2 separate regions of the Homo sapiens genome follow, and region 1 is linked to region 2. The links are chromatin loops, found by intact Hi-C in ENCODE. Cell type or tissue: B cell. All regions are shown on one strand. Each heading gives the region's core, and the rest is flanking DNA. Links, peaks and the distances in the headings are about the cores only.

What was found. Peaks named below come from ENCODE experiments on the same cell type or tissue, not always from the same donor. Only the 100,000 strongest peaks of a DNase experiment are listed, where the experiment ranks them.
Region 1: a loop joins it to region 2, with 1.8 times the contacts of the local background. A loop is called at or near these places in 2 of 110 quality-filtered maps.

Annotation. Positions count from the first base shown.
Region 1 is chr3:156,851,837-156,864,547 of GRCh38, reverse strand. LEKR1 (leucine, glutamate and lysine rich 1) reads right to left here. Exons shown (of 13, transcript NM_001004316.3): 3 at 11,566-11,780. Among named protein-coding and RNA genes, the nearest start is that of LEKR1, 32 kb to the right of the region's middle. In B cell, for the core only: no CTCF peak of the experiment used is centred there; a DNase peak (open chromatin) is centred at 4,757.
Region 2 is chr3:156,908,631-156,921,341 of GRCh38, reverse strand. LEKR1 (leucine, glutamate and lysine rich 1) reads right to left here. Exons shown (of 13, transcript NM_001004316.3): 4 at 648-767. Among named protein-coding and RNA genes, the nearest start is that of LEKR1, 89 kb to the right of the region's middle. In B cell, for the core only: no CTCF peak of the experiment used is centred there; no DNase peak of the experiment used is centred there.

The DNA of each region.
Region 1 (12,711 bases), core at 3,316-5,815, 55 kb after region 2:
GAATGGCAAGAAAAGGGGGAGCTAAGAAAGTATCTGGAAGATGCCTCAGTTTAAGTGAAGATTTCATTTGTTTATTTGGAGTCCTGAGGAAATACTGTTGGAAAAGAAGGAGTTTGTAGAGAAAGAAAAGATGAAAATACCATAAAACGAGGAAATAATAGGCACTGCCAGATTCCTGGCAGCCAGGGTACTTGTATGAAGAGTGTGGTTAACTGGAGTCATCCACATTAGGAGTTTTTCCAGCTGATACGATGGAAGGATAATGTAAATGGGACTTGAAGATACTGTCAAAGGATGACTGACATAACAAACATGGCATCTAAGCTGGATAAGAAAGAAAGTGACAACAGAAAAAGAAAGAGAGAAGGTAGAGGCATCAGCAGACTTCAGGACGCAATGAAACTGATCAAGTTGGACAATGAGAAGTACACAAAGAATGGGATGTCTAAATTAGTGACTTCAAATGTGGAGCCACTTTAGTTGATTAAAATAATTTTCCATCTCACTACATCTTCACTTTAGTTTAAAATGTGGCAAATAACACATGAAGATTTCTTGCTGAGTTCTTCACAATGTTTCTAGGGATAGCTTCCCTAACAGTTCTGTCAACTCAACCAACCCTGGTTGAGTTGCTAACACTGGATGGCTTTTTGTACAACTGGGTTTCTTCAGTCCAAGAAGACAAGGCTCAAGATTTGGTGTGCCTTGTCCTTTTAAAATAGGTGCCTCCAATGACAGTCTCTTCACTCTACCATAACTTACCATAGCTGTATTTGTTTGGTTTCTTCAACTAACCTGAATAGTGATATCATATAAAAGAGAAAGATAAAGAATTTGATCAGCTGTGTGAGCATCATTATTTAATCTCTTTGTGTTTGCTTAGCCATCTGTAAAATGGATATAAGAGTTGTGGATCATACTTTAGTCAATGAGTTAATTCATTTTTCTCCAATTTGAAAGCTGTTCCCAGTTATAAATATGTAAATAATATGTAAAGAATCTGAGAAAAATTCAAATTGTCCACTTTTGTGAAGGTGCATTAATTCAAACCTGCAACAAATAAAAATTAACCTGTTCTTAAGCTAAAATAACATGATCTGACTTGTTTGTTCAGGCGTTATGGTAAGTGAGGCAGTAAGGAGATGGGTGGAGGGATGAGGGTCAAGAGAAAAGCTAACTGAAAGACAAGCCAGAGGTGCATTCTTTAAAATAATTTTGCTGCCTCCTTGATGAAGAGCAGCATGGAGTCCAGCATTAGACGGGGTGGCCACCTATTGCCTATTAGGACTGGCTTCAGATACACAGATAGTAGAAGTTCTCACCAGAGCCTAATTACTCTACTGAATTATCTCGCTTAGACTTCCTGGGGATTTCTTCCAATGTTAAAGTCAGCCTTGCTTAAATAAGCAAACAAAAAACCCACCTCCCCAACCCCTGCCTTATTCCTACTCCTACAAAAAGGCTATGAGTATGAAAATCCCTGGAGCTCAGGTAAAAGGATTTGCTGGAAAGCCAAACTTAACTTTTGACCCTTGAGGTCGACATATTCAAATTCTTGTTTTTTGTCCAACGTCTCCCTCCCTTTTCCCTCCTATGTTGATAATTTTATTATGCCCTTTTAAATCACTGCATATCCTTTCTGCAAAGAAAGGGGATATAATAAATAAAAGTAATAATTAAGTTCTACAGTTATGCTTTCCATAAAATCTCTACTCCACTGAGTGGAACTCCACCGGCTGCGAACTTAACCAAAGCTGGGCTAGACTTTGGTTAAAACACCAATTAAATTGGAATTAATTGTGGGAGAGCTGAGATTAGGATATTTCCTAGACTCAAGAACTTCCTTTGTGAAATTAGTCAATATTTAGATATCCAAGTTAGGTATGAAAGTGACAATGTTTATAGGGAGAAACAGTATGCTACTAACCTTAGTTAACAAACATAGAAAAAGGAAAAAGGAAGGTGAGGGAAGTGAAAGGTAACTGAATTCCTACCAAGCAATGAGTAATGTGTGTATCATCCCTGTGAAGCAGCTCTTTCTCCGTCCATTTTACAGATGATGAAACCAAAGCACAGAAAGATTAAGGGGCAAAGTCATAGGATTAGGTATTAGCAGAGCCTGTACTCTATACCACATCATACACTGCCTCCCTTCGAATTCATTCTTATAATTCCCACTATGTTTATGCCAATAAAAATTATTTTATTTGTTATAATAATAAGTAACTAATTTTAAGCAAGGGAAATTCAAAGTGGAAAGGTGAATAGAAAAAATAATAAGTGGCTGGGCCTGAAACTGCTGATTAAAAAGCTTTGGGAGAAAAAGAATGCCTTAAAAAGACAAAGCAGAAAAAAAATGTACCTTATTTTGGTAACCATGTTGCTACAGCAACATCATAATTATACACGAAGGGCTTTCAAAGTTATGCTGGTAATAAAAGATATACACATATACATAGGTCTATCAATATTGTTAAATAAGTATCAATCTCTTTAACCTTGCCAGTTTTAGTAACAAGGAAACCCAGGTAAACATTATTTATACTGATAGTAAAAACCCCTGTCAACTTCTATTTACTGTTTGCACATGTTCATGGAGAGAAGAAATAAAAGAAAATAGTATGTTCTATACCTAAGGACTTTGGTCTGGAGCACAATCTAGTGTTGGTGTGGGAGAAAAATGAAAAGATAATAAAAAGATTAGCTGATCTTAGATCTACATGTTATAAATAAGCTTGTTTAGGTTCCTCAAAGTTCAAGTAATGCATAGCACAAACATCAATGTAATAAATTCATACTTACACATCTAGACAAAAAAAGTGATATGAACTTCTAGATTTAAAATTATTTTTTAATGGCCCTGTGTCTACTGGAGCCATTTTTCAATGGCCTGAAAATGAATGTTTTTCCACAATGGTACTCAACGTTTTTTCCCTGCCTTTCCCATGTTCCTATGCCCAAGCAGACTTCCATCAGTAACAGTCCTCATTTTACTGTAGGAATTCTTACCACACCCCAAAATGGGCAAATCAGAATCTCAAGAGAGATGTGAGGGATTGAAAAGGCCCCAGAGATTGAAAATAGTTCCCTAGGAAGTAGGCCCCATCCCATAAGAACTACAGTTCTGCATCAGTTCTTTGTTCTATCAAATCTTGATTATTCAAAATTAAGTTGTCCCAATCATTTTTAGCATAAATGCCCTTTACACTACTTCCATAAACACCAAAAAGTGCTGCAAAAGTACAAAAAGCAGAAGCCTGGATGAGACATGTATAAAAGATAAGACCTTTTATAAAGGGAGTTGTTGATGTATTTATTTTCTCAAGATACTATTTTTCTTCCTCTCAGTGAATGAAATTAAGCATACACATTATACTCTGGAGAAAAATCTAATGGCCCAGTGAGGCAGGCCCTGATAGTGTCTGTTTCCTTTTCTTCCTTACAACAGTACCTGATATTGTTTCAGGAAGCAACAAGCCAACACCCTGCAGCCAATGCCTCAGACTCCTCTGCAGTCATGACCAATAGCACATAAGGTGAAACTTTCTGAAAAAGTTTTTGATCTCCTAATATAAGCATTTCCCCTGACTGCTTCCCCCTTCATATTCCTGCCTAGAAATTAAACATGATATCTGGTGATACAGAAGCCATGATGAAATCATAAGACCAGTATAAGGCTAAAAGCCTACTTACTGAGCAAGACAGAATGAGAGATAGAAAGGGATTGAGTTCCTGGTGACATCACTAAGCTGCCCATACCCTTTCTTCTTCCTTCAAGAAATAAACCTTTGTCCATTTAAGCCACTTACTATAGATTGTATTCCTAACTGATCCAGCCAGTCTAGGTTGGAGGTAGGTAGGTTTAGCAAGGAAGGAAAATGACTAACAAAAGCTGCCTTGTTTGCCCCATCACCCTCTACTCCAGCCAGGTACACTTATTTCCTCCAATTCTCTCCATTTGTAAATTCAGACACACTCTCTGCATTAATTTGGTCTCAAACTGTAGACTCAGTCTGGATCTCTGGACCTTTGGTACCTACCTTAGGTAGCCCTATCCTTGGGCTGACTGCTCTAAACTGACTTATCTGGCTCACCTAACATGAGATAATTGCCAACCGAACTCTTAAGTGCTGTCCCTCATAAACAAGCCTACATTACTGTGGATTAACTCTCCACATGACAGTCTCAATTTGGCATAAGCGGAGGAGAAACTGAAGAGGAAATGTTTAACAGCCACTTAGAGATGCATTTTATTGTGTAACTACTGACTTCTGTAATCTACTGATATTTGTGAGAATTTAACCAATTACCTTCTTTAGAAATATTCTAAGTTACTCAAAATAATATTTAATTTGACTAAAAAACCAACCCAAGATTTCCACCAAGATGGAGTAGTCCCATTGTTCCCAGATCCTCCTTACAACTGAAACACCCCGAACATAACATAAGCAGCATAGAAAGACTCTGAAAAGTGGAAAGAAGGCAGATGGCCTAGGGACCTTCGGACTTGATAAATACCAAGGCAATAAAATCCATGAGTTTTCTTATTGACTCTCATATATCCCAGACAAGGTGCTGTCGAAGTCTCCAACCCAGAACCACCAACAGCCATAGACAAAAAAGAGCTCCAAGAAAAATTTAATCCACCTAGCTGAGTAGGGGAAGGGTGACTGAATGACAGAAAGTATTCTTGGCAGTACTTGCCGTACTCCAGCCAAACACCAACAGTATAGATCAGTGGTTGCTAAGTGTTAACGGGGAAGGAGGATGCATAAGTAGAACACAGAGTATTTTTAGGGTAGTGAAACTGTTCTGTATGAATGAAACTATTCTGTATTAATGAAACTATTCTGTATTCTGCAATGGTGGATAATGTCTTTATACATTTGTCAAACCCCTTAGAATGTATAATACCAAGAGTAAAACGTAATGTAAACTATATATTTGGGATGATGATGATGTGTCAATGTAGCTTTATCAACTATAACAAATGTATCATTGTGGTGTGAAGAGGAGGCTGTGTGAGTGTGGGGACTGTGTTATATGAAAACTTTCTGATCCACTCAATTTTGCTGTGAACTTAAAACTGCTCTAAAAAATAAAGTTTATTAATTTGTTAAAAAGTCAGTATAAAACGTTGTGAAGTGTAAAGATACAAACTATAATTTTTTTAATCCAGTGTTAGAAAAATTTAAGGTCAAGAAGGATATTCTATATCAGCAAAACATATAAAATCTAAAAAGATGGTTTTATATACCCCCATGAACTTAATTTTGACATAGACAGAAACTGATAAATCCATATTCATTTTGAAGGACTTCAATATTCCCTTATCATTTTTCAAGTGAAACTGACAAAACTAAGTACAAATATATGTAATTTGAATACTGCAATTAACCAGTGTAATTTAATGGATCTATTACAAAGTTATATCCATTAAAAGGAGACTATGTACACTTTTGAGTAACTACAGAATATTTCCAAAACTTATTGTTTATTAAACTCTTAATACGGTCTCCCAAATAGGTTATATTCTCTTCAACCTGGAATAAAAATAGACATAGATAAAAGGATAGTCAAAAAACAACCTATCCATTTAGAAATTTAAAAACATTCCTCCAAGTATTTCTTGGATTAAAAAGCAAATAAAAACTAAACTTCATCTTATTTAGAAGTAAATGAAAATAAAATACTATTATCAAAAAGTTTGTTGTTGCCAAAGACTGTTGCCACAGGAAAACTTAATAGCTTTAAATTTATTTATTAGAAAAAGAGACTGAAAATAAATTAACCAAAGACTTCAACTCAAGTAAGTAGAAAGAAAACTAAACATTAAAGAAAGGATAGAAAACAGATTTTTTTTTTTTTTTTTTGAGACAGGGTCTCGCTCTGCCATCCAGGCTGGAATGTAGTGGCATGATTCTCGGCTCACTGCAGCCTCCACCTCCCAGGTTCAAGCGATTCTCCCACCTCAGCCTCCCAAGTGTCTGGGGTTACAGATGTCTTCCACCACACCCAGCTAATTTTTGTATTTTTAGTAGAGAACGGGGTTTCACCATGTTGGCCAGGCTGGTCTCAAACTCCTGACCTCAGGTGATCTGCCTGTCTCGGCCTCCCAAAGTGCTGGGATTACAAGCGTGAGCCACCGCGCCTGGCCTGATAAATATAAATTTTAAAAAGGAACATATTTGATTAATTTAAACAAAAATCTGGTTCTTTAAAAAGGCCAAAATAGACAAATTTGTTTATTTTCCTAGGAAAAAAAGCTCTCTCTCTCTCTGTCCTTCACTCTCTTTCTTGTCTCTTTCTCAATCAAACGCAAATAAACTACTCAAGGAAAGAGAAATGGAGTCATAACAGATACAGAGGAAAGCTTCTAAATAAGAGGATACTCTATAATACTAAACATCCAGAAATTTGAAATGCAAGTGAAATGCTTGATTTTCCAAGAAAACACTTCCAAAACTGACTCAAAAAGAGGTAAAAAATCCATAAGTAAACCAATAATTACAGAGGAAACATAATAGGTCATCAAAATTCAACCAACCCTCCCCCTACAAAATACATTTTTAATGAAGATCTACCAAATCTTCAAAGAACAAAAAATTCATGTGCTATTTAAGATGTCTGGTGCACACCAAAGCCAAAAGCCTTCTTAACTTATTAGAAAAGATAAGTATAACCTAGTCTGTATGCCACAAGAAAACTATAGGCCAACCTCACCTGTGAACACAGACGCAAATAGCTATGTAAAATATTAGCAGCATTATTTCAAAAGAACAATGCTCTTCATAAACTATTTCACATATCACCATTAGCATGGGCAATTTTGTTAGTGTTACAGAAACAAAACACTTTGATTTTAATAAAGAAATTATCCAAAATCCAAAACTTCTTGAGTGTCAACATAATTTTCAAAGGAAACATTCATTAGTGCATTTCACATTTTGGATTTTCAGATTAGATGCTCAACTGGTATGTATTTTGAAAATATTTCAAAATCCAAAACACTTCTGGACCAAAGTACTTTTATCCAATGCTTTTATCCAAAGATAAAAGTTACTCAACCTGTAGCTATATACTTATTTTTTAAATCTTCTATTTATGGCAAGTGATAAGTGTTTTTCCACTTACTATATGCATAGAAATACATATATTTAAGGGATAATTCACAGAAAAATAGAATAGTGCAGAGTACTTATAGCAGTGGCAAGAATCATGAAGAAGGCAAGCAAATACATGAGACTTTGGGAACCCTGAAATACGTAACATGATCAAAATGGCTTTCTATCAAAAATGTAAGTTTAGCTTCATATTAGAAAATCCATTAGTATGATTTACTATATTAACAGATTAAAGGAAAACAAATCATATGATCATCTCAATAGAAGATAGAAAAGCATTTATTAAAATTCAATAGTCATCTGATTTTAAATAAACTTAAAGAACTAGAAATAAAAGGAAGAATTCCTTAAATTGATAAAAGGTATCTTTAAGAAACCTATAGCAGATGTCCTTTTAAAAACAGAAACATACTAGGCAGGATTGCATTACATTAGAAATAAATATAAAGATGCATTCTACAAGTTTATTATTCAACACTGTTCTACAGGTCCAATCTAATTTAATAAGACAAGAAAAAGGAGGAAAAGGGTATAACTATTGGAAATAAAAAGATGACAGGCACTATTTGCATATGATGTGACTGTTTTACAGGTATGTGTGTGTTATAAACATATATAACAAATATTCAAGAAAATTAAAAAATTCAAACAACTAATAAAAGAATTCAATGAGGAAGCTAGCTACAGAAATAAATAGCATTCAAAAAAATGTAATAAAAAGACATCTTTCCCAAAAGCAACAAAAATATGTCCAAGGATTAAACTAATACACGATGTATTTAAAAATTATAAAATTGTATTGAAGGATTTAAAGAACATCTGAATAAATGGGGAATCCATGTTCCTGGATAAGAAGCCTTAAGATTATAAAGATGTCAATTATCGAGATAATATAACTGCTCTAGAAAGTAAATGCAATCCCAGTCTAAATCATAACACAGCATGTTTTATGGAATCGGAAAAGCTGATTCTAGAGTTCGTCCAGAAAAGAAAATATACTAAAAAGCCAGGGTAACCTGAAAGGCAAACCAAACACTTGTCCTACAAAATATCAAAAACATATTATAAAGCTAAAGTAGTTAAAAGTGTGGCCCTGACTCAATGATAGACAATAAATCAATAACACAAAACAGACCGTCCAGAAATACGCTAGAAGAAAAATTAATAGGTGGCATTTCAAGTCAAGGGAGAGAGGATGAAGAATTTAATAAGTGATATTGGGCCAACAGCCAGACATCTGAGAAACAACAAACATGAAATTGGAAATCTACCTCAAATTATATACAAAATTAATACTAAATAGATTAAAAAGCTAATTCTAATACTATAAGTTTTAAACATATGTTGTTGTTTCTACTTGCGTGAGTCTATTCCCTCTTCTTCTGATAACAGTACTCTAACTTCTCTTTAGTGAATACCTTTGCTTTCATTGTATGAAGTCTTCATAGACCTATCAATCAAGGTTCCCCCCTTCATCAGGCTAAGGGGGTGGAATTGGAGGGTGGTCACATAAAAGAAGTAAAGCCAGTGAGACTCTTCTGGGATTTGAATCTTGAAGGGAATGATGCAAGGAAAAAAAAGTTGAGTGAATTTACCCCAGATTTCCCAGATCCCTGAACAAGCTCTGTTTCTAGTCCATTTCCAAAGCCAGGGTTCTTGAGTTTTTCCTTTCTTTCAATGAGCTATCACCTCATACTCTTCCAATAAATTCTCTTTTGTGTTTAGGTTCGTGTCAGATAAGTTTCCATTGTTTGCAACTAAAAGAACTTGACACAAAACTCTTAACCAACCAGAACCTGGCACAGGATATTATTAAAATTTTTAAAAGATACAGCAAAAAAATACAATGAAGTGAAAGGACAAGCAACCATGAGAAAATATTAACAACATATATAAACACAGTATAATGCCAATATTATATTAAAAGCACCTACAAATAAACAAAAATAAGCAAATAACCCAATAACATGGTCAATATATGTGTATAGGTAATCAATATAAATGTCTAATACACAAACAAATGTTCAGCTTCATTGGCAAAAAACAAATACTAATTAAATAACCACGAGGTAACATTTTTCACTCAAGAGATTGAAAAAAATTAAGAAAAACCTAATATTAACAAAATGTAGGAAAGTGGTCACTTCATCAACTATTGGCCAAATGTAAGTTAATGCTAATTTCTCAAGGGACTACTTGGTATAATACCCATCAAAATTTTAAACTGGCATTTGCTTTCTTTCAGTAGTTCCACTTCTAGAAATTTATCCTTTGGAACAACATATGTTCACAAGAACATAAATACAAATACTACATGTAATAACAAAAATTGGAAATAATATAAATGTTGAAAAGAAAATTGATTAAGTAAATTATAGCATATTCTTGGTAACAAAAATGTTGGTGTAGTTAAGAACAAGGTAGATCTACATACATTAACATGGAACAATTTCCAATATATATAGTTAAGTGGCAAATGTCAGCAGCACAACAATATGTTTGATATACTGCTAATGTTAAAACTAGTCTATTAAAAGATAAAGATATAAACTACATATATTAAGAAAATAAGGCTGGGCACGTGGCTCATGCCTATAATCCCAGCACTTTGGGAGGCCAAGGCAGGCAGATTACTTGAGCCCAGGAGTTCGAGACCAACATAGGCAACATAGCAAAACAGCATCTCTAGAAAAAAAAAAACTACAAAATACAAAAATTAGCCAGGCATGGTGGTGTGCACCTGTGGTCCCAGCTACTCGGGAGGCTAAGGTGACAGGATAGCTTGAGTCCGGAAGGTCAAGGCTACAGTGAGCCGTGTATAGTGCCATTTCACACCAGCCTGGGCAACAGAGAAAGACCCTGTCTCAAAAAAAAAAAAGGAAAGAAAGAAAAGAGAAAAGAAAATACATTTGTAATAAAGGTAAAGGTACAATAAAGGATCTACCAAGACATACACCAAATCATTAAAAGTGATTTTTGGCTGGGCACAGTGGCTCACGCCTATAATGCCAACAGTTTGGGAGGCCCAGGTGGGCAGATCACCTGAGGTTAGGAGTTTGAGACCAGCCTGGCCAACATGGTGAAACCCTGTCTCTACTAAAAATATCAAAAAATTAGCCGTGCATGGTGGTGTGTAGCTGTAATCCCAGCTACTTGTGAGGCTGACGCAGGAAAATTGCTTGAACCTGGAAGGCAGAGGCTGCAGTGAGCTGAGATCACGACACTGCACTCCAGCCTTGGTGACAGAGCAAGACTCTGTCACAAAAAAAAAAAAAAAAAAAAAAAAGTGATTTTTACCTCCAGTAAGAATACAATCAGTACAATCAGCAGGGTACCAGTAAGAATACAATCAGTACAATCAGCTGGGTACCAGTAATAGTATAATCAGCAGGGTACAAAGACTTTCTTGCCTTATTATTTATTCTCTATACTTCTTTTACTTCATGTGTTTATGTCTTACATGTATAATACATTTTATTAAAGAAAGTAAGGTGTGAATACACCAAACAAAAGAATCCCTGACAGGTAAAACCCCTCCAAATTAAAAATTGTAAATAATACTTCAAATTTTTAAGCTTTTCCATGAAAATATCATAAAATACTTTATTATTCAGATGTGAAATTAAATAAACTATAACAACTTTTTTTTGGTAAAAAACTAAGAAATATCTGGCTCAACTGGCATTTAATACAATTATATATTTTTATATAAAATTCTGTAACAAAATTTAATAAAAGTATTTAATCCAAAGAGACTTAAGCAAGTTTCCACTACACAGACATGTTATTCATTAAATTTATTCATTAAATTCATTAACTCAAGGTCTCTTAACATCAACTGTCAATACTTTAAATCAAGAAATTTTCATTCATAGGAAAAACTATAAAACACCAGCAAAAACTCTCCTGTGTAGGCTCACTGAAGTGTCTTTAGGCAGGCTAGATTGCTGATTAGATTCTACAAAATTAGAAACCCATTCTTTAATTTATTTCCAATTCCAATAATTTAAAATCACACACTAATTTGAACGTCTTGGCATCTTTTTCAAAACATGAAAGCCTTATTCTACAAATCTAAAAATCCAAAGCCATTTAAAAATAAATGTATGAAAAACTACCAAAATTAATCTGATTTTTGATAGATAAATTTTCCTAATAATAAAACGTAAGATATATATACCTGGGAAAAAAATTTGAATGTCTCAGCTGGTGGTTACTAAATTAATTGGTTTCTAATTTTTCAGATAGTAAATATATGCCTCAAAAGAAAGCAAACTATAATAATTATATTTAGTAATTATTAATATAATTAAGAAACAAATGCATTAAAGTATAAACTATACCTGATGTAGAGAAATTTTAGAAAAACATTCAAAGTGTATTTATTTCCTGTAGCTGTCTTTCAACTAAATAAATGATAGAAAAGAAAAACATACTCAACCTTTCTGTTTTGGATTTGTTGTCAATTTTGTACTGTTCAAGTTCTTGGCTAAGAGAATGCAGCTTTTCTTGAAGTCTCTTTTCACGATCTACACTTCCTTGATAAAATTTCATCTCTTTTTCCATTGCTTTCACTTTTTCTTCCATAGCCTTAAATTCATGAAGAATTAGATAGCTGACTCCACAGTACTTACAAACTTTTTCTTCAGGCAACATCTAGGAAACAGAACATACACTTACCAAATTTTTTTAATTCTGAAAAAACAAGTTCAACTGAAGATATTGTAGCCATGCTGGTTGAATGAAGTAAATACATAGTATACTATGCCTTGGAGCAATAATTACGACATTGCTAACACTTGTATAAAAAATTTTAAACTGGCATATTGAGTCTGACACAAAATCTTGGGATTAGAAAAAGATCTTTCAGAGCAATTGTTTCTCCATGGTATCTCTAAGAAAAATTTACTCTTGAAATATTTTCCATAAAATAAAACCAAAAATAGTGAAAAATTTATAATCTTTATAATTCCGGTTTTAAGATGAATTTTCCACGAAGTGGGAGGAAATCACTGTTCTTTAATTGCAAACTGCTCTGTTCTCCTGGCTTTTTCAGATCTTATTTTCCTCATCTGTAAAATTATGACATTTCACCAAATGAATTCTGTTTCTGTTCAGTTTCAGCATTTTATGATTTTTACAGAAATTTAACATTCTGTCATAAATCTACAAATAGGAAAAATACTTTGAACCTAATCTCTTCTCCCCAAATCAGTTCTTAGTAGGTACGGTTATACCCATTTTACAGACTTTTTTTAAAAAACTGAGACTACTGAAGTTAAATAACCAGCTGATATGCGGAGAAGCTGGGATTAAAACTCAGGTCTATTTAAAACCAGCACCTGTGCCTTTAACCATCTGTATTATATTTATCTATCACATGTATATTGGATAGATCCTCTTCCTTCCTTCAGATAAAGTGTTGTGTGACTTTTGGCCAGCATAGGGCCAGTGAAAAATGAAATTTTAGCCAAGTCAGAAGGGAGATAGTTCTTTTTTCTGTTTCAGGTATAAATATTTCTCAGTAGCCTCTGCTTGTTTTCCTATTCATAAAGGATAAGAGATGGCTTCATAAAATGCTTGCTCC
Region 2 (12,711 bases), core at 5,135-7,634:
TTTAGTCATCCAGAACCTGTGTCATTTGCCATGTTGAATTAACTTATTGCCTTCCCTTTTCTAAGAGCTAAAAGTTATTCAATTCAAAAAGGAACTATTCTTTCTCATAAACATTCTCAATATACTCAATTCAAATTTTAGGAAAGAAAATGTACTTCTTAGTTTCTTTAGAACGCTGGATTTTATCTTTAGGTATTATAAACCCTCCAAAGATTATATAAAAGCAGAATTAACATGCTTTACACTAGATATTTCTGAATTTAAGGAGTATGTTAATATTATTTAGGAAGTTTTCTTATTCTATTACTTTTCTTGTCACTGGACTATCACTCAGAGGATCAAATACACCAAGAAATATTGGTGAAGAGGGAAATTAGTTACCGTGCTTTCATTCTAAATGCCACCACAAAATAAGAACAGTAACAAGGCACTAATAGAACAAGGTATATGCCTAATTTAAATTTAATTAGCAACACTATTCATTGAGATAATGGTTTAAAAAAGAAAAAAGAAAACCTAATGCTGTTTCACTTTTCTCAATCACACCAGATATAGAAACCATATTACTAAAATGTGTTTGGCTATTTACAAAGTTAGTATTAAGCATATCTTTTCAATCTTTATAATTTTCAGTTCTTTAATCTTACCTGAAGATGTATGATTGTCTATATTTAATTTTTAGCTCATCTTGCAAATGACTCAGTTGTTTCTTTACTTTCTGAAATTCATTTTGTTGACTTTTTAACTGCATGCCTACATCGTAAATTCTAAAAATATAAACAAACATTCCTTAAGTATTCTCTCATATGTACAATTTTCAAGTTAACATTTAAATATACTTACTTTTAATAAAAAGGAGTAGAAGAAGAAACTATGTCTCTTATATATGCTATATGAATGTACAGAAAAAATATGGAGAGACCAAATCTTGGGCACCAAATCCTGGGGAGGAGAGTGGAATTTATGGGCAGGGGGAAAAAGTAAAGAATATTGAAGAGAGGCAGAACTTTTTATCTATATTCTGTTGTATTGTTCAACTGTTTACAATGAACATAAATATTAATCACAACTAAAAATATTAATTTAATTTCATTTAAAGTAATACATGTTCAAATTTAAAATGTCAAATATTACTGCCTTAGTCCATTTTGTGTTGCTGTAAAAGAATACCTGAGGCTAGGTAATTTATAAAGAAAGAAAGGTTTACTTTGTTCATGATTCTGGTGACTGGAAAATTCAAGATTGGATAGCTGCATCAAGCGAGGGCCTCATGTTGCTTCCACTTATGGCAGAAAGTGGAAAGGGGCATGTGCAAAGGGATCACGTGATGAGAGAGGAAGCAAGAGAGAAAAAAAATCAAGGAAGCCAAACTCTTTTTTTGTGTGTGGCTTTCGGTAAGAAGTCATTTGGAAGAACATGAGTTAACTTTTGGTATAATGAATGAATGAAAACTTAGGATCAAAATTAAAACTGTAAGTATATAAACATGAAAAGTAAAATTTACATGAGGAAAAAGATGTCTGACATTTTATCCACATGGTAACACTAACTCACAACGTCCAAAGAATAACATGGTAACATTATAAACTTGATCTAATACATCATGGCAATGGGATGTTTAGCTTAATTAATTAAAAAGACAATAAGATTTGTTAGCATGTAGTTGCTATAAACAGTTATTAATCTATTTCTAATATAAATGTACAGAAATATTGGTTGCCAAGAAAACACATTTTTTATCACATATAATCAAACAATTGAAAATGAACTGAGGCATTACATTCAGCTGTGAATAACAGGAAATACTAGAAATTTCCTGATAAAAAGAAGGTGCTTCTTCACACATGAAAGTCTTGGGTGAGACCAGTCACTGCACAATTCAGCAGAGGAATAAGCTCCCACCTAGTTGGTTTTTAATGGCAGCATAGTAGCTGTCCACCTGAACCAAGAACAGAGTCACTATCAAGGAGGAACAACAATGCTCGTAATACAAAGTAGACCTTAAACCAATTCAATCTATAGATTAGGGGAGTTGAGCATCAGAGAATATTTCCAGCCATGACAATGTGAATTAGTTCTCTCGTAAACACTTCATAATTGCTGGGGGGAAAAGCAATGAAAGGATGTATCTTTAATGTGGAGCATCTGGGGACATCTCTGGAGAGCTACAACTCTGAGAAAAGGAAAGTCAAGTGATTTGGAGGGTACTCTCGATTTGCAAGCCAAAGAACAAGGACAATGGGCTGAAAGCCGGTGGCCATGCACCTCTCTCTCGTATTTTAACAACCTGCTATCTTGGGAACTAATCCATTCTTGCCAGAGCAAAAACTCCATTCACTCACAAGGGAGGGGATTAATCTATTCATGAGGAATCTGCCCCTATGACCCAAACACCTCCGATGAGGCCGTACCTCGCAACAATGCTGCCTTGAGGCTCAAATTTCATCATGAGTTTTGGTGAAGACAAACCACATCCAAACTGTAACAATGACTAAAAGGGTTATTAAAAAAATAGTAACCATGTGCTTCTACCCCAATTCCCACTGCCAAAGGCAACTACTTTTAATGTTTTTTTCCTGTTTCTCCTAGTATTTACCTCCATATTACTAACATGTTTACACTGATATTTCCTAATATTTAATTTTATATATTATTTAGTGATACATATCAGTTAAGATCTAGTTATGCTACATATAATTGCCACCTGAATATGATGGCATAAATATATATATAATCTCACATAAAACAAATGCATTGGTAATCAGTTCAGTGCTAATATCATATAGGGCCTCATATCCTTCCAACTCTCTGGTCTATCATCTTTGGTATCTGTACTTTATTCTCATAGTCCATGATGGTGGTGAAAGCTTCAATCATTACATTCCCATTCCAGGCCAGGAACAGGAGAATAACAGCCTACTCCATCCGTTTTAAGCCAATTTCCTTAAAGTACCACTGAATACTTCTACTGAACTTAGATACATGGCCATACTTAGCTGCACATGCAGATGGAAGGTGTCGTCCTTTAAAGATTAGCCCCCAGATATATTCTGTTACTTAGAAGGCAAAATGGATGTTGGGGTAGGTAGCTAATAAGAATTGACCCTCCTATACATATCTACATACTTTTCTCTTAATCCTCCCAATATAGTTAAATCAGCACTTTTTATTAAATTATATTTAGTATTCACATTGTTATTCACTTGTGAGCAACATATAATGCCATGATTATATTTCTTTCTTGTATAACTTTTTGTTGTCTCTGGAATTAAAAATTGTCTCCTTTTCTTCTTTCGTAGTTTTCTGGGTACCATCATTTACTCTTCTTCCATCTTTGACAGAGAGGTAATTCTTCTCCTGACACCTTCAGACACAGCAGATAATCTTTCCAAATCATTTCTTTACCAGGAGGTAGCCTTCCTGGAGCTTTCTATTCCCCTGCTATAGTCTGGTTTATGCTCTGGTTTGACTACACAGCTGTCATCATAAGACTTCCCTTCTCCATCACTTCAGGAACTGTCCTCATCTCTCTTTCATGTCAATTCTCCTATACCCTGGTTCCAAAGTTTTATTCCTTCTTGGTTTACTCCTAGGAGCAAATCATCCAGAAATGTCCTGTGCATTGGCAGTAAATTTGAGACTCTGGATGTCTGAACATGTTATTTTATCTCAGATGGAACAGTTTGGCTGAATAGAAAATCACATATTTTAAAAATATTCAGCAGAAGATTAGGACACCATTCCATTGTTTCCTAATTTCCAGTGATGCTGCTGAGAAATCCAATGACATTCCCATTTCTATTTCTTTGTGTGATATATGGTGGGCCCCCCACCCTTCCCCCTGCTTCAGAAGCTTTTTCTGAAAGAAAATTTTTTACTTTTCACTTGGGTTTCTTCAATTTGATCACAATGTATCATCATGTTAATCTTTTGTCATTCTCTGTGCTGGGCACTTGGTGAGTACTTGCTTTAGAAACTGATTTCTTTAGTTTTCAGAAATTTACCCTAGGGAGAATGATGCTTTCCTGTCAATTTTCTGTTTCTGTCTGGAACATCTTTCTATTATTTTAGTTGTGGAATTTCCTGAACAGATCTCTTAGCTTTCTTATCCTTTCTCTACCATTTTACCACTTTTAACTTTCTGTTCTTTCATTATCTTCCATCCTATTAAAGTTTTAACTTCTGCTATCACATTCTAACTACCAAAATTTCTTTCTTATTCTCCAAAAGGCCTTTTTTAATTGCCCCTTTTCTTGTCCCATGAATACAATTTGTATTTCTTTGAGGATATCAATTCTAGTGTGTTTTTGAAGTTTTCTTCAGTTTGCTGCATTGCTTCTGTTTCTCTTTGAGACTCTTTCTTTGTTTTACTTTTTGACTTTCATGTTTGAGGCTCTGCTCAGAAGGCTGATTATCCTTTATTGTCTGTTCATAATCAAGAATGAAGTACTCTCACAACCAACATCATGCTGAATAGGCAAAGGCTGGAAGCATTCCTCTTGAAAACAAGAACAAGACAAGGATGCCCTCTCTCATTACTCTTATTCAACATATTATTGAAAGTTCTGACCAGAGTAATCAGGCAAGAGAAAGAAATGAAGTACATCCAAATAGGAAGAGAGGAAGTCAAACTATCCCTGTTTGCAGATGACATGATTCTATATCTGGAAAACTCCATAGTCTCAGCCCAAAAGCTCCTTCAGCTGATAAACAGCTTTGGCAAAGTTTCAGGATACAAAATCAACATACAAAAATCACTACTATTCCTATACACCAACAACAGCCAAGCCAAGAGCCAAATCAGGAATGCAATCTCATTCATAATGACCACAAAACAAACTGAATAGGAAAACAGTTAACCAGGGAGGTAAAAAATCTCTACAATGAGAATTATAAAACACTGGTCAAAGAAAGCAGAGCTGACATGAACAAATGGAAAAACATCACATGCTCATGGATAGGAAGAATCAGTATCATTAAAATGTCCATACCACCCAAAGCAATTTAGAGATTCAATACTATTCCTGTCTAACAATGATATTCTTCACAGAACTAGAAAAAAACTATTTTAAAATACATATGGAACAAAAAAAAAGAGCCCAAATAGACAAAGCAATTCTAAGCAAAAGGAACAAAGCCAAAAGCATCACACTATCCAACTTCAAACTATGCTACGGGGCTACAGTAAGCAAAACAGCATAGTACTGGCACAAAAACAGAGACATAGATCAATGAAACAGAAGAGAGAGCTCGGAAATAAGAACACACACCTAAACCATCTGATCTTTGACAAAGCTGACAAAAACAAGCAATGGGGAAAAGACTCCCTATTCAATAAATGGTGCTAGGGTAACTGGCTAGCCATATGCAGAAGATTGAAACTAAACCCCTTCCATACACCGTATACAAAAATTAACTCAAGATGGATTAAAGACTTAAATGTAAAACCCAAAACTATAAAAAACCTGGAAGACAACCTAGGCAATACCATTCTGGACATAGGAATAGGTAAAGATTTCTTGACAATGACATCAAAAGCAATCACAACAATAGCCAAAATTGACAAATTTGATCTAAGTAAACTTAAAAGCTTCTGCACACCAAAAGAAACTATCGACAGAGTAAACAGACAACCTACAGAATGGAAGACAAAATTTACAAACTACGCATCTAAAACAGGCCCGATATGCAGCATGTATAAGGAACTCAAATTTACAAGAAAAAAAACAAACAAACAACCCCGTTAAAAAGTGGGCAAAAGACATGAACAGACACTTCTCAAAAGAAGACATACATGTGGCCAATGAGCATATGAAAAAAAACTCAATATAATTGATCATTAGAGAAATGCAAATCAAAACACCGATGAGATATCATCTCACACCAGTCAGAATGGCTATCACTAAAAAGTCAAAAAAAAAATAACAGATGCTGGCAAGGTTATGTAGAAAAGGAAATGCTTATACACTCTTGGTGGGAGTGTAAATTAGTTCAACCATATTGTAAAGCAGTGTAGCAATTCCTCAAAGACCTAAAAACAGAACTACCATTCAACCCAGCAATTCCATTACTGAGTATAAACGCAAAGGAATATAAATTATTCTACCATAAAGACATTTGCATGCGTATGTTCACTGCAGCACTATTCACAATATCAAAGACACAAAATCAACCTAAATGCCCATTAACGACAGATTGGATACAGCCATAAAAAAAGAATGAGATCATGTCCTTTGCAGGAACATGGATGGGGTTGGAGGCCATTATCCTTAGCAAGCTAACACAGCAATAGGAAAGCAAATACCACATGTTCTCACTTATAAGTGGGAGCCAAATGATGAGGATGGATGGACACAAAGAGGGGAACAATAGACACTGGGGCCTACTTGAGAGTGGAGGGTGGAAGGGGGAAAAGATAAGAAAAAATATCTATTGGATACTAGGCCTAGTACTTGGGTGACGAAGTAATCTGTACAACAAACCCCCATACACAAGTTTACCTATATAACAAACCTGTACATGTACCCCAAACCTAAAATAAAAGCGTAATTTTAAAAAATGAGGTACTAGAAGCACAACTGGACTGGTTTCTACAACAAGCTAATTAAGACAAAGGGAAAAAAGGAAGAGAGGCCTTCATAGATAAAAGAGAAGCAAGAAATTTAATAACTAAATATGACATATGGACCTTGCATGAAACTCAATTAAAACAAATTGACAGCGGCTTTGCAGCACTGTTCACAATGCAAAGACTTGGAACCAACCCAAATGCCCATCAATGATAAACTGGATAAAGAAAATGTGGCACATATACACCATGGAATACTATGCAGCCATAAAAAAGGTTGAGTTCATGTCCTTTGCAGGGACATGGATGAAGCTGGAAACCATCAATCTCAGCAAACTAACACAGGAACAGAAAACCAAACACCTCATGTTCTCACTCATAAGTGGGAGATGAATAATGAGAATACATGGACACGGGGAGGGGAACATCACACACCAGGGCCTGTTGAGGGTGGGGAAACTAGAGGAGGGATAGCATTAGGAGAAATACCTAACGTAGATAATGGGTTGATGGGTGCAGCAAACCACCATGGCATGTGTATACTTATGTAACAAACCTGCACGTTCTGCACATGTATCACAGAACTTAAAATATTTTTTTAAATGACAGTAAAAAATTTTTTTAAAGAATTGAGAAAATTTAATTATGGACTGGGAATTAGAGAATACCAAGGAACTGTTGCTAATTTTGGAATGATAATATTGTGATTATGTTTTTAAAAAGTCACATCACAGTGAAGTAAGTAAAGATAAAATAGCACATAGACTAGGAGACTATGATTTGCCTTAAAATACTTCAGTAAAGAAAAGAAATGATAAAATAATAAAATCTTGATAATTTTAAAATCTGTGTAAATGAGTATTTATTTTATCATTTTCTCCTAAAAAAATTAAAAACAAAGGACTGAAATGCTGCCTATAAGCTTCTGTGTGTGTGCAGAAATTGTTAAATGACAAGATTTATTCTGGGATGATCAGGTGAGCAAATAGTTATTTTGATAAAATCTCTGGATATTTCCTCTTTACCAGACATTCTCCCAATCTCTTGACAAAGTTCTGGGAATTAAGGGAAAGCACTTGTGCCATTTCAGGGGATATGATGCCATTATTCCAAAAGTCAACTTTTACTTAATTTCTTTATTTTCATTTCACCACCTCCCTTTTACCACTCTCTATCCTTAGCTACAGCTAGTACCACTGAGATCAGAGATACAACATCCAGAATTCTTTCAGGGAAAGTTAATTATATGTTTTGAGCAGGTCAGGTGGGAAAGAACATCTAGAAGCCTAAATACACCTTTAAAAAATTAAAAATCAGTAGCATTTCTATACAGTAATAATATTCTAGTGGAGAGCCAAATTAGCAACACAATCCCATTTACAATAGCCACAGAAAAAGGAAATACCTAGGAATACATCTAATCAAGGAGGTGAAAGATCTCTGCAAGAACTACAACACACTGCTGAAAGAAATCAGACATGACACAAATAAATGAAAAAATATTCCATGCTCATGGATTGAAAAAATCAATATCGTTAAAATAGCCATACTGCAAAAAGAAACTTATAGATTCAGTGCTATCCCTATCAAACTATCAATGTCATTTTTCACAGAAATAGAAAAAAGCTATTCTATTTTATTTTCCAAGACGGCAAACTAGAAGCAGTGTTAGAATGCCTCTTCCACTTGCAAAGTCAAAATAGTGAGTAGAGATTCACACTGTTAACTTTTTTCCAAGAAGCAATGCAGGACCTTAATAGGAAAATGGAAGGAAATCACAGGCCCTTTGAAAGAAGCAGCAGGCTGCAGCCTACACTATGAGCCAGGTAAAAAACTATAAGTCCTCAGAGTGTGAGGTAGGGGAGTCTGCCTCCAGGATATAAACTCATACCAGGGAACCTGTGTAGCCTTAACCCTACACAGCACTGGAACTGATATAGTGAGTGGTGGGACATATAAAAGTAAGAGCAGCACAATGAAGAGCCTTGCGCACATTCCCAGTCTCTAGTATGGACCAAGGGAAGCCACGCCTGATTCTATATAAAAAGGGAACCTCATGAAAGTCTGCCAATTAATTCAAACAGTGGTGGCAGGTTGAAAGAAGCTACCAACTGAAATTCACAATACAATCCTCGAGTGGGGATGAACTCCCTTGGCCAGAACCCAGGCGTGAGTGGGAAGTGTGCAGTAGCCACAGGCACAGGAACTGGGTGCCTGGACTTTGACAGCAGATAGGCAGGGCCTGGGACAGTTTTGAGTTCTGAGCATAGGCTGTCTGGAATTTAACTAGCTACTGTAAGTGAATACTGCAAGTGAGAAACCTGCCTTGCCCAGTGCATAGGAGCTGGGTGAGACATACTGCCACCTGCTACCCCCCACTCCTTATGCGAACTCTACTGTGCAGCAGAGGCAGCTACACTCCTTCCTGGAATATTATCCCAGTGGCTAGAAAACCACTGGAGACTCAGAAGGAGGAGGCTGGGAGAGGGGCACAGGATAAAACACTACATATTGGGTACAATGTACACTACTCAGGTGATAGGTACACTAAAATCTCAAAATTCATTATTATACAATTTATTTATGTAACCCAAAGCCACTTGTATCTCAAAAGCTATTGAAATAAAAAAATTTTTTTGAAAGAAATTACAATGATTATACTCTAGGCTCCAGAGAAAATAGAGTATAAATTGGTACATTTCAGGAAAGCAATTTAACAAAATATATCAATGTATCAAAAAATGAAAAAGAAAAAAAATCCTAAAATTTACATGGAATAAAAAAAGAGCCCTAATAGCCCAAGCAATACTAGCAAAAAGAACAAAGCCAAAGGCATCACATTATCTGACTTCAAACTATACCATAAGGCTACAGTAACTAAAACAGCATAGTACTGGTATGAAAACAGACACATAGACCAATGGAACAGAATAGAGAACCCAGAAAAAAAGCCTCACACCTACAATCATCTGATCTTTGACAAAGTCGACAAAAAAAAGCAATTGGGAAAGAACCCCCTACTTAACAAATAGTGCTGAGATAACTGGCTAGCCATATACAGAAGAAAGAAACTGGACCCCTACCTCTCACCATATACAAAAATTAACTCAAGATGGATTAAAGATTTAAATGTAAGACCTCAAACTATAAAAATCCTAGAAAAAAAACCTAGGAAATAGCCTTCTCAACATCAGTTTTTCCAAAGAATTTACAGCTAACTCTTCAAAGCAACTGAAAGAAAAACAAAAATTGATAAAGGGACCTAACTAAACTAAAGAGCTTCTGCACAGCAAAAGAAACTATCAACAGAGTAAACAGACAGCATAGAGAATGGGAGAAAACATTCACAAACTATGCATCCAACAAGTCTAATATCCAGAATCTATAAGGAATTTAAACAATTCAACAAGAAAAATACAAATAACCGCATTAGAAAGTGGACAAAGGACATAAAAAATATTTCTCAAAGAAAATTTTTTGAGAAAAAATATTTCTCAAAGAAAATTTTTTGAGAAAAAATATTTCTCAAAGAAAATTTTTTGAGAAAAAATATTTCTCAAAGAAAATTTTTTGAGAAAAAAATATTTCTCAAAGAAAATTTTTTGAGAAAAAATATTTCTCAAAAGAAGACATACAAAAGAAGACATACAAGCAGCCAACAAACATATGAAAAAATGTTTAACATCTCTAGTCGTTAGAGGAATGTAAATCAAAACCACAATAAGATACCATCTCACAGCAGTCAGAATGGCTATTATTAAAAAGTCAAAAAATAACATGCTGGCCGGGCTGCAGAGGAAAGGGAATGCTTATACATTGTTGGTGGGAATGTAAATTAGTTCAGCCACTGTGGAAAGCAGTTTGGAGATTTCTCAAAGAACTTAAAACAGAACTAGAATTCAACCCAGCAACCACATTAGTGGGTATATACCCAAAGGAAAATAAATTGTTTTACTAAAAAGACATGTTCATCACAGCACTAATTCACAATAGCAAAGACACGGAATCAACCTAGGTGTTCATCAGTGATGGACCGGATAAAGAAATGTGGTACACATACACTATGGAATATATGGAATACTATGTAGCCATAAGAAAGAATGAAGTCATGTCCTTTGCAGCAACATGGATGCAGCTGGAGTCCATTATCATTTTCCCTCCCAACTTTTATTTTAGATGCAAGGCATATATGTGCAGGTTTGTCACCTAGACATATGGGTGATGCTGAGGTTTTGGGTACAAATGATCCCGTTACTCAGGTGCTGACCACAGTACCCAACAGTTAGTTTTTCAGCCCAACCCCTAGTAATCCCTCCATGATTCAATTATCTCCCACAGTGTCTATTGTTATGGAAACCATTATCCTAAGCAAATTAATACAGGAACTGAAAATCAAATACCACATGTTCTCACTTACAAGTGAGAGCTAAAGACTAAATATGCATGGGACAATAGCCACTGGAGACTGCTAGAGAAAGGAGGGAAGGAGAGCAGTATGGGCTGACAAACTATTAGTTACTATGCTCACTACCTGGGTGACAGAATTATTCATACCTCAAAGCCTAGCATCGCGCAATACACCCATGTAACAAGCCTGCACACGTACCCCCTGAATCTAAAATAGTAATAACAATAAAACCTCTGCCTAATTGGGAAAAGAATAGATTTTTAAGGAATCCTCTTTTTTCATCCCCACTTAATACCTTGGCAAGGACTTCTCTTATTTCTCTTAGCATACTAAGAGAAAGGAGTTAACCAAACATTGTTTTTAGGATTCACATCTTTAAAAACTTGACAAAGGAAGGTAGAAAATAAAGAGCTATAAAAGTATAGTCCAGAAAAATGCTTTTTAAAATGATAACATATATATGTTAGTGTTAAAAATTAGCAAAAGCATTAAGTGGAACAAAGAAATTTTCATCTTTATAAAAAGCCCAATGCACCAAGAAAAATAACATAGCACCAAAATATATTTTTAAAAATCTGTTAAAAAATCCAATGAAAACAAATTACTAATCATAATGGGATGTATTAATACTTTTCTCACAGAAATGGAAAGGATCACAATAACATAAAAATAGGTAAAGATATTGAAGATTTCTTTTTTTTTTTTTTTTTGAGACAGACTCTCACTCTGTCGCCTCTCCCAGGCTGGAGTGCAGTGGCGTGATCTCGGCTCACTGTAACCTCTGCCTCCCGGGTTCAAACGATTCTCCTGCCTCAGCCTCCTGAGTAGCTGGGACTACAGGCGCATGCCACCACACCCAGCTAAATTTTTGTATTTTTAGTAGAGATGGGGTTTCACCGTGTTAGCCAGGATGATCTCCATCTCCTGACCTCGTGATCAGCCCTCCTTGGCCTCCCAAAGTACTGGGATTGCAGGCATGACCCACCAGCAATGAAAATTTAAACATACATCTAATAATCCTTGGGCCAAATAGAAAATAAAAATGGAAATTACAAGCTATTTAGAAATAAAGGATAATGGAAGCACTACATATAAAAGTACTGTATTAGTCCATTTTCACTCTGCTGATAAAGACATACTCAAGACTGGGTAATTTACAAAAGAAAGAGGTTTAATTGACTCACAGATCCACATGGCTGTGGAGGCCTCACAATCATAGTGGAAGATGAAGGCAGAGCAAAGGGATATCTTACATGGTGGCCGGCAACGAGAGAATGAGAACCATGTGAAAGGGGTTTTCCCCTTATAAAACCATCAGCTCTCATGAGACTTATTCACTACCACAAGAACAGTATGGGGGAAACTGCCCCCATGATTCATGATTCAATTATCTCCCACTGTGTCCCTTCCACAACATGTGGGAATTATGGGAGCTACAATTCAAGATGAGATTTGGGAGGGGACACACAGCCAAACCATATCAAGTACCAAGATGTAAATGCATGGCCTTAAATTCATTTATTAAAGAACAAATAATGAATATTCTTAGTGTTATGACCCAAGAGAAGGGTACAAATGACAAAAAAAATGAAAGCTCAGAAGCAAAGTAACAATGAACATACCCAATCCCCAGATGCTGGTTTCTAAATATCATTCTCCAATTAAAGAAATCAGGGCATTTTAGAAAACTGGTTGATTCCAGTGCTGAGGCAAGAAAACTTCAAGATAAGCCTAG